Regions from separate parts of the Homo sapiens genome. Here all the other regions are linked to region 1. The links are chromatin contacts, found by Hi-C or POLR2A ChIA-PET in ENCODE. All regions are on one chromosome and are shown on one strand. The core of a region is the stretch at or near the end of the contact, and the rest is flanking DNA. Distances in the headings are between cores, read along the strand shown. Region 1 overlaps TOGARAM2 (TOG array regulator of axonemal microtubules 2). Region 2 has its middle 6.7 kb from the start of PCARE. Region 3 holds the start of WDR43 (WD repeat domain 43).

What was found. Hi-C counts contacts between places; a loop is a spot of excess contacts on that map. ChIA-PET counts read pairs that join two places held with the same protein, here RNA polymerase II (POLR2A). Pooled maps may share reads with other maps.
Region 2: a map of vagina shows a loop between it and region 1 (4-fold over the local background). The contact joins two enhancer-like sites. A Hi-C loop is called at or near these places in 3 of 168 maps with a recorded cell type or tissue (ovary, uterus and vagina) and 5 of 50 pooled maps. POLR2A ChIA-PET finds 5 or more read pairs at or near these places in 2 of 52 experiments (BJ and activated CD4-positive, alpha-beta T cell).
Region 3: a pooled map shows a loop between it and region 1 (3-fold over the local background). The contact joins the promoter of WDR43 here to the enhancer-like site in region 1. A Hi-C loop is called at or near these places in 7 of 168 maps with a recorded cell type or tissue (CD4-positive, alpha-beta T cell, CD4-positive, alpha-beta memory T cell, CD8-positive, alpha-beta T cell and 2 more) and 13 of 50 pooled maps. POLR2A ChIA-PET finds 5 or more read pairs at or near these places in 8 of 52 experiments (CD4-positive, alpha-beta T cell, CD4-positive, alpha-beta memory T cell, CD8-positive, alpha-beta T cell and 4 more).

What each region holds. Positions count from the first base shown.
Region 1 is chr2:28,999,358-29,002,058 of GRCh38, forward strand. It overlaps TOGARAM2 (TOG array regulator of axonemal microtubules 2), which reads left to right. Exons shown (of 20, transcript NM_199280.4): 4 at 1-111. Among named protein-coding and RNA genes, the nearest start is that of TOGARAM2, 19 kb to the left of the region's middle. Within about 2 kb of position 1,299, at least 6 of the 41 ENCODE cell types and tissues checked have a DNase peak (open chromatin) inside an H3K27ac peak, as active enhancers do; they include CD4-positive, alpha-beta T cell and CD8-positive, alpha-beta T cell, where a contact is called at or near this core.
Region 2 is chr2:29,079,697-29,082,785 of GRCh38, forward strand. No RefSeq gene overlaps it. Among named protein-coding and RNA genes, the nearest start is that of PCARE, 6.7 kb to the left of the region's middle. RefSeq lists an enhancer at 1,018-1,518. Within about 2 kb of position 1,840, at least 2 of the 41 ENCODE cell types and tissues checked have a DNase peak (open chromatin) inside an H3K27ac peak, as active enhancers do.
Region 3 is chr2:28,893,189-28,896,231 of GRCh38, forward strand. It overlaps WDR43 (WD repeat domain 43), which reads left to right and starts at 1,479. Exons shown (of 18, transcript NM_015131.3): 1 at 1,479-1,735. The coding sequence starts at 1,511. RefSeq lists silencers at 1,463-1,542, 1,683-1,742, 1,783-1,832, 1,853-1,972 and enhancers at 1,623-2,246, 2,073-2,172, 2,247-2,868.

The DNA.
Region 1 (2,701 bases), core at 49-2,548:
TCCTCCCTTCTCCGGAGTCAGAGGCCAACAGCGTGGCCAGGGACACCATCCAGATTAAGGACAAGCTCAAGAAAAGGAGGCTCTCAGAGGGCTTGGCAGCGTCTTCCCGAGGTGAGCACTGGCCCCTGCCCACCCCTCACCCACCCACTTCCAGGTCAAGGGCCGCAGGCCTCCAGGGCTGTGAGGGTCAGCAGGCTTCCAGGTGGCATGCTGGGATGCCCTGGGGGTGATCGGTGGGTACATACCAGGTACCTTCTCTATGGCTTCAGCGACCTCCTTGGAGCTGAGCCTCCCTCCCGGGCTCTGCAGTGCTTCCCGACTGGCCTCTTCATTCCCACCCTTGCGCCTTCTAGTCTTGCTCCAGAAGGATCCTTTTAAGCAAATGTTCTTCCCATTTCCACCAACTATGCTCAAAATCAGCCAGTAGGTTTTGGATGTGCTTAGACTAAGATCCCAAATGTTCCCTTATGCACAAGACCTTCTGGCCCTGGCCTCACCCCAACTGTGTCACTCTCTGCCTTCGGTCTCTGCTGTCCAGGGCCTGGGGCTTGTGGGCTCTTTCCTGCCTGAGGTTTAGAGCCACTGCTCCTCCCCCACCCCTCCTCCGTTTCCCACTCAGAAAATCCCCACCCAGCCTCCCTTCTTGGCTTCAAAGCCCTCCTCAAAGAGGCCTCCTTGACTCCCCAATGTGAGTTTGCCCCTTAGGATGCTCTCCAATAATGCCCTATCATTTTTTTCCTTCAGTTCTTTTCATGGTTTGCATTTATATTTTTACTTTTGTGACTATTTAAAACCTGAATCTTGCATGTAATTGTCAGCTCCAAGAGGGCAGTGACTGAGATCTCGGTGTGAGGCACAGTCGCTTGGCAGCTAGGAGGCTCTCAAGAAACGTTTGTTGAGCAGATGAACAAGGGATTCAACAGCAGGCACTTTATACTGTCTCTCATCTGTGTGGTGGACAAGCCAAGTTCAAATCTTAGCCCCGATACTCACTGGCTCTGGGGCCTTGGGCAGGTCGGTAACATTTCAGGCCTCGATTTCCTCCTCTGTGGAATGGGGACACTATTAATAATACTTCTGTGTTACTGTGGGGGTTTAATGAAAACTTGTACACAGAATTCTCAACACCTGGCATATGGGAAGAACTTAATACATTGTTACTATTTTCCTTCCTTCTCTCCTCTTCTGGGTGAATCATACGGGCTCTTTTCAGCGGAATGAACTCTTGGGTAACAAGAGCAATAAGAAGTCTTGAGGTCTTAGGAAGAAAGGGGAAGTGCTCTCAAGAGGCACGTGGTTGCTGCCGTCAAGCCTGGGGTTGTGGTTGGCTGTTCTTCCCCTCCCCTGTGCAGACTGCTCCACCTGCTGAGCCTCTCCCTGGAGCCGTGGGGTGTCTCCAGCTCCCGGGGAGCCCAGGACAATGCCAGGGAGCCTCTGGGAGGAATTGTCCTGGCTGCACATTATGGAGGCAGAAGGTGGGGTTGGAATGCCCGAGAAGCTTCCTTAGAACTTCCAGTAGGTACAACTCCTAGAGCTGCCAGACCAACAACTCTCTCCCTTAGGGGCTTGAAGCCCTTTTCTAGATATTTCATTTCTTTTTTACAAAGTTCCAGCATAGGGAAAAAAAGAATGGAGTTGTTCTACCTAATGTTCTGATGGGCAGTGACCTATAGACTTATCAGGCCCCTCAGCAAGCATGGAGGGCCGGGGATCTCTGGCCCCCGGGCAGTGCTGGGGCTGCTCTGGCCCCTGCATTGAGGCTGAGTTGACTCCTCTGTGCCCTGACCCAGCTGGGGCTCAAGGTGGCCCGGCAAGTGGCACAGTCTCCACTTGACCACACCCCTTCTTTTCCATCCTTTCAGCTCCCCACAGGCTAACCACAACACAACAGTGCTCCAAGACAGAACAGAACCAGCACCGGAAGCCAGGAGGGGAGCGAGTGTGCAGGAACAGAGATGATATTTTGACTTGGCTGGTTTATTTTTTTTTAATTTTTTTTTTCTGGAACAGAGTCTCGCTCTGTCACCCAGGCTGGAGTGCAGTGGTGCGATTTTGGCTCACTGCAACCTCTGGGTTCAAGTGATTCTCCTGCCTCAGTCTCCTGAGTTGCTGGGATTACAGACAACCACCACTAGGCCCAGCTAATCTTTTTTTTTTTTTTGAGACCGAGTCTTGCTCTGTTGCCCAGTCTAGAGTGCAGTGGTGCGATCTCGGCTCACCGCAACCTCCACCTCCCAGGTTCAAGCGATTCTCCTGCCTCAGCCTCCCCGGTAGCTGGGACTACAGGCATGTGCCACCACGCCCGGCTAATTTTTAGTAGAGATGGGGTTTCACCATGTTGGCCAGGCTGGTCTTGAACTTCTGACCTCCAGTGATCCTCCCGTTCTCGGCCTCCCAAAGTGTGTGGGATTACAGGCGTGAGCCACTGCGCCTGGCCTGACTTGGCTGTTTTGATGCAGTGGTTTTGTTGAGGCCAGAATGAAAGTTAAAATGCTAGTCTTTTTTTTTTTTTTATTCCTCATCACTGATATTTACAAAGATAACCCTGAGCTCTTGGCCCAACCCAGTGCTTCTTGCCCTGTGCCTTTGCCTGAGGCATGGCTGTGGGGTGAGATGGGGTGGGGCACAGGGCGCTGAAGATGTCTGTTGGGCACCTAAAGCATTCAGAGGGGAGCTGGAAGTGTGGCGGTCTGTCTTAGAC
Region 2 (3,089 bases), core at 590-3,089, 81 kb after region 1:
AGAACCTACGGGAAAACTGTGTCAATGTCCTTATGAACTGTGGGATGGTTTGCTAATTCCCTGTAGGGAAATAAGAGCAGACTCGAATTTCTTGACTTTTGACTGGTTGTTTATTTGTGTATTTACTTTTACATGTATGTACTGTCATGGGATCCTTAGGGTGTTGCTTTGCCAGCTGGAAACCTCTGTGGCTAGCAGTGCCTCTGTTTCAGTTTTGCTCATGCCTGCTGGGCTCCTTCTGCTCACTTGGCCCATCAGGTTGCGCGTGGCTCCTGCTTTCAGCCCAGATCCCATACCTGCCAGGGTGTGTGAGTGAGCAAGTGCAGGGTCCAGCCACTGCACACAGCCAGGTGTGCCGGCTGTGGTGGGGCAGGCAGCTCCAGGCGCCCGCACAGGTGCCGGCTCTGTGCAAGGCTGCAGCTGGACCAGACGTACTGCAAGCAGCTTCTGCTGTGGGCACCAGCATGTGGACAAGGGGAAAGCAATAACACCAGAAAGGTCAGATACCAGGAACCACAAAGCCCCAAAGAGGGAGTTACAGCATGTCATAGCCATGACTTGGGGATCCCTGAGGTCTGGGCTCCCAGAAGGGCTGCAGCTCTTCTCTCCTTCTCGTCACTCACAATGTGGTGAGTGGGGGGCATGTTTCAGGCCTGTTTGTGTTACAGCTCTTTCAGTCCCACCATTCAGCTGGTCCTGAGTTCTTGTCCCATGTCCAGGAAGAATGAGGCACGTGGATAACTGGAGAGTGAGCAAGATAGTAAGGAGCTTCATTGAATGACAGAATAGCTCTGAGGAGACCCGAAGTGAGTAGCTCGTTTCCACAGGCAGGCCATGCTGATGAGTGTCCAGGTCTCAGTGGAGAGGAGACCCATAGTGGGCAGCTCCTTTCCACAGGCAGGTCATCCTGACCAGTATGCAAGTGTGGCTGAATCCAGGGATTTTATGGGCTCAGAAGGGAGGAACTGTGTGATGATTGGTCCATGGGTGGCCATGGGTGTGCCTGGAAAAAGCACCATAAAGTTTCGCTCTGGGTCATGGACACCACCTGGGACTGAAAGCCTGGCCCCCAGGCTTCAGGCTGTCCCTGGTTTGAAAGTGGGGCTTCACTGGGGACCCACCCCTTCCCTCCTAGGAACCTGTCTGACTCCTGCCACCATCAACATGACCTCCATGGCACCCAGGCTGTTCACACCAAGGGGCACCTGCAGGCTTGCGTTAAGCCTCCCTCAGCCCTCCTGGCCTCCCTTCCTGAGCTCGTTGGTGCTCAAAGTTTCAGAAGGTGCCAAGGCAGTGGAGGATGTCTGGCATGTCAGTGCTGCCCTGAGCGTGTACACACCTAGCCGGGCCATGACAGCACCCAGGCTCAGGCTCTGAAATTGGAGCGGGTGCCAGGAGTTGGGAGAGGCCAGGGAGTAGGAGCAGGCACTTCCAAGCCTGTGGGAGCTTGGGGCTAGCCATGCCCCTGAGAGTACAGGGATGCCCGGGTCTGGAGCTGTGTTGATGTGGCTGCTGCTGCACTGGGGAGTGAGGTGCTCTTGACCAGCCAACTCGGTAGGGGGCGGGACTCCCACCTATTACTGCCCTCCTCTGGCTCGGTGGAACGCATAGCCCCAGCTTCACCTTCCCCACTGCAGCTGGCATCCCCACAGCAGCTGCTCCAAATAGGCCACCGCCACCATCAGTACCCTGGGCTTTGGAAAGATAGTGGCTGCTACTTGTACAAACTTCTCAAAATAGACTCTTCACTCTAGTTATTGCTTATGAATTTGTGAGTAGACATTTGTGTGTGTGGCAAATTTGAGGAAAGACATTGGGTCATATGAATTCATCATAGTGGGACATAAGTCAGAACTGAGTTTCACAATTTCCCAGGGTTATGCAACAAGAGTCAGACTAGCTCAGAGTCTTTGAAATATTGTAGACAACTCAAATATTGTGTGCATTTTTCTCAGAAAAAGTTACAGTATTTAAATTTTTATTGTATTATAACTTCGTCTAAAGTCTGCTCTTAGACTGAAGAGCAGATAGCAGATTCAGTTCCCCTTTACATTTATCCATAAGGATGGTTTGTCTGTGCTGAACGGGGGAATGGGACATCAACCACTGCTTATAACCCTGCTTATAACTTTTTAATGTTATTGCTGGGAAATTTCATTCCTGCTTGCTCATGACTTAAAAAAAAATTCTATTTATACATTTAGAATTACCATGACAAAAATAGGCCCCCTCCCCTAAAAAAAACCCATAAGTATTCATAATAATATTTAAAGGAGATAAATTACCCAAGACTGACTCTGAAGAATAACCCAGGGAGGTGATGATTAAAATACTTCGGCCTTGTGAAAGGAGCATATCTTTGGACCAGATTAATATCCTTTTGGCATTTATGCAGAACAGGGAGTTGATCTCTGTAGATTCTAATTTACAACAATGTCAACATTTAAAATAGACTACTAATAAAGACACCAAGAACAAACATGCCTCTAACCTGAGGTACATCAAATAACCCTTCTTTGGTGTTTTGACATTAAATGCGAATAAATAGAAAAAGGGAACCAATATTATGAACACATTTAAACTATGTTTAATAATAATTGTATGAGCAGCTCACATCATTAGCTTTTTTTTTTACTTTGTGCTGTTAGTGAGGTATAACTGACACATGTATTTAAAATATACAGTTTGATGAGTTTACACACACACATGCATCCATGAAACTTTTGCAGGACTTTTCCTTAGTTCAGTTAAAGACGGGGTTCTTTGTCCTATGGCCTTGAAAATTCAGGCTTGCAGACCATTGAGTAAGATGGGGTTTTATTGGGTAAAAAGAGAGAAAGGGGGGAAACAGACTCTCGCTAGACCAGAGTCCCTGCTAGAGCACTTCCCACCCACCGTTCGAATCCCAGGTTCCATACAGGAAGAGGAGGGACAGGGCTCCTCCCCGCTGCAAAGGGCATGAACTTCCCGAGGCTCCACCTCAGTGGGTAGGCTGGTTGGAGTTTCTCCAGGGACCCCCACCCACCTGGCTGTCTCAAAACCATCACCACAGTCAAGATAATAAACATATCCAACAGTCCCAAAAGTTT
Region 3 (3,043 bases), core at 229-2,728, 110 kb before region 1:
CCTCGTGGGCTCAAGCCATCCTCCTCCCTCAGCCTCCAGACTATGGGCGTGTGCCTAAAAATGTCTATTTGATGTAGCAACATGAGATAAATCTGGAGAAACAGGAGGGAATAGTTGTTCCGATCATTACTTTTACATTATTATAACTGAATACATTGTTATTTTGTAAATGATTACAGCCTGGAATTGAATAGGGGGAAACGGAAGCAGTTGTTACAATCATTATCAATTTGAAAGTGAAGACTTCTTTTCTCTCTCTTTTTTTTTGAGACAGTCTCGCTCTGTCACCTAGACTGGAGTGCAGTGGCGTGGCGATTTCGGCTCACTGCAACCTCCACCTCCCGGGTTCAAGGAGTCTCCTGCCTCAGTCTCCCGAGTAGCTGGGACTACAGGCACACACCACCACACCCGGCTAATTTTAGTATTTTTAGTAGAGACAAGGTTTCGCCATTTTGCCTAGCTTGGTCTCGAACTCTGACCTCGGGCGATCTGCCCGCCTCGGCCTCCCAAAGTGGGATTATAGGTGTAAGCCACCGCGCTCGGCTGAAGATTTCCTTCAAACCTTTCGTTCTACCTTATCATTTTCTTTAAAGTTTTAAAAAATTGTTATTTATTTATTATTTATTTTTTTAAGACGGAGTTTCACTCTTGTTGCCCGGAGTATAATGGCGCGATCTCGGCTCACAGCAACCTCCATCTCCCGAGTTCAAGCGATTCTCCTGCCTCAGCCTCTCGAGTAGCTGGGATTACAGGCGTGCGCCACACGCCTGGCTATTTTTTTTTTTTTTTTTTTTTTTTTTTTTTTTTTGAGACGAGTCTCGCTCTGTCGCCCAGGCTGGAGTGCAGGGGCGCGATCTCGGCTCACTGCAATCTCCGCCTCCCGGGTTCAACCAATTCTCTGCCTCAGCCTCCCGAGTGGCTGGGATTACATACAGGTGCCAACCACCAAGCCCGGCTAATTTTTTTGTATTTTTAGTAGAGACGAGGTTTCATCATCTTGGCCAGGCTGGTCTTGAACTCCTGACCTTATGATCCACCCGCCTCGGCCTCCCAAAGTGCTAGGATTACAGGCGTGAGCCACCGCGCCCAGCCCACGGCTAATTTTTTTATTTTTAGTAGAGACGGGGGTTTCTACATGTTGGTCAGGCTGGTCTCGAACTCCGACCTCAGGGGATCCGCCCACTTCGGCCTCCCAAAGTGCTGTGATTACAGGCGTGAGCCACCGCGCCCGGCCCCCCCCCTTTTTTTTTTTTTTTAAAGGAACAGGACTTGATCTTAATTCTACAATTACTTTCTCCCATACTCCCACTCCCGCCCAGAACAAGATAGCGACAGGCCCTAGCGGGCCACCGTCCACAGGGCGGATCCGCCAGAAGCTCTCCTGCGACGCGAAGATCCACTCCCTGAGCCCCCGGCGCTCCCTCCGCCTCACTTCCTCCTCCAGGCTCCGCCCCGCGCCGGTGCGCCTGCGCACGGACGAACACGTGGCTGCAGCGGGGCCAGAGCAGCAATGGCGGCGGGCGGCGGCGGTAGCTGCGACCCCCTGGCCCCTGCTGGGGTCCCTTGCGCCTTCTCCCCGCACAGCCAGGCCTACTTCGCTTTGGCCTCTACCGACGGTCACTTACGAGTATGGGAGACGGCCAACAACCGGCTGCACCAGGAGTACGTGCCTTCCGCGCACCTCAGTGGTACCTGCACCTGTCTGGCCTGGGCGCCAGCGCGGCTGCAGGCCAAGGTAAAGCGAGCGGGACTGCGCGGGGCGGGCGCCTTCCCGGGCTCGGCTTCGGGCCTCCGGGCCGGGTGGCGCGTGGTCCGGCATCGCGCGTGGCTCTCAGCGGCCCGGGCCAGAAGGCTTGGAGGCGGCGTCGGCGCGTTCAGGGCCCAAGCCGCCAGCCCCGCGTGCGGCCTGCCGCGAGGGCAGTGAGGGAGGGCGCAGCTCGACCCGGCCGGCCTCGTATCCGAGCCCTGCCGGCTGGCCCAATGAGGCCTGGGCCCCACTGTTGACGGGCAGCCATGTTCGCCAAGTCCCCTGGTCCCCCTGGGGCGGCTTCCTTCTGCCGGGCCTTGGCTCATCAGAGTTCTGGTTTTTGACAGAGCCCCATCTTGGGACTATCTAACTTTCCTCTGTCTGTGATCCGGCTCATCAGTTTTGCACTGGGCAGTTGGTATGGACTAGTCTGTACTTGCTTCCGGACCTTCCCCCTCCTGCCCCCCCTTTGGGTGCCGGCTCACCACGTGTTCTCGTCCCCGTCCAGGTTGTGGGACTCTCAACTCTTAACTTTTGCCTTTCCCAGGCACCTCTACATTCTCAGCTTTTTGAACTCACTGCTTTTTGATTTTAACATCTGCTCGCCCCTCCCGCCCCGCTTTCAAGCCGATCACACTGCTCCCCACCCACCCCAATCTGAAGTCTGTATTAGGATGTGGAGGTTAAGTGAAGTAGTAGCTTGATTTAGTGAATGTTTTATGAGTGCAGATGAAATTACCCTTAGATGGAAAACTGCCGAGTTAGGCAGAGCTTTTCATTGTTAGGGACCCGTGTCAGGTAAATGCCTTTCACTGTTGAGTCACTCAGCTACATCTCTCTAACTCAGCATGCACGTGGTTATTGCGTTTACAGAGTAGCCAAACCGAATCACTGCAAAGTGATTTGGAAACATCAGGTATCCTGAGGTGTGTGATGTGAGCTGTTTCAATGTGGAGAACTGTAAAAGCTATTTAGGATCTTACTCTCTCTGACGACCTGGGAAGCCTGCTAAATTTTTGGGTTGGGAAAAGGGATACATATAAGTTGCTATACTTTGGGCATGTTTAGATATTTTTCAAATTTTAAGCTACATTTTCATAGTTTATCCTGTTGATTCATAAAATAAACCTATCAGGGCTTATAAGTCAAACATAAAACTAAAAAAAAAATCAGTTTTTATTGTTAAAATTACAGCGCTCTGCTTATCTTTTATTTTCAAAGTTTTCTGTGGTTGTATTTTAACAGTCCTGTAAAGTGATAGTAATACTAATGCTGAGAGAAATACGGAGCAGTGGT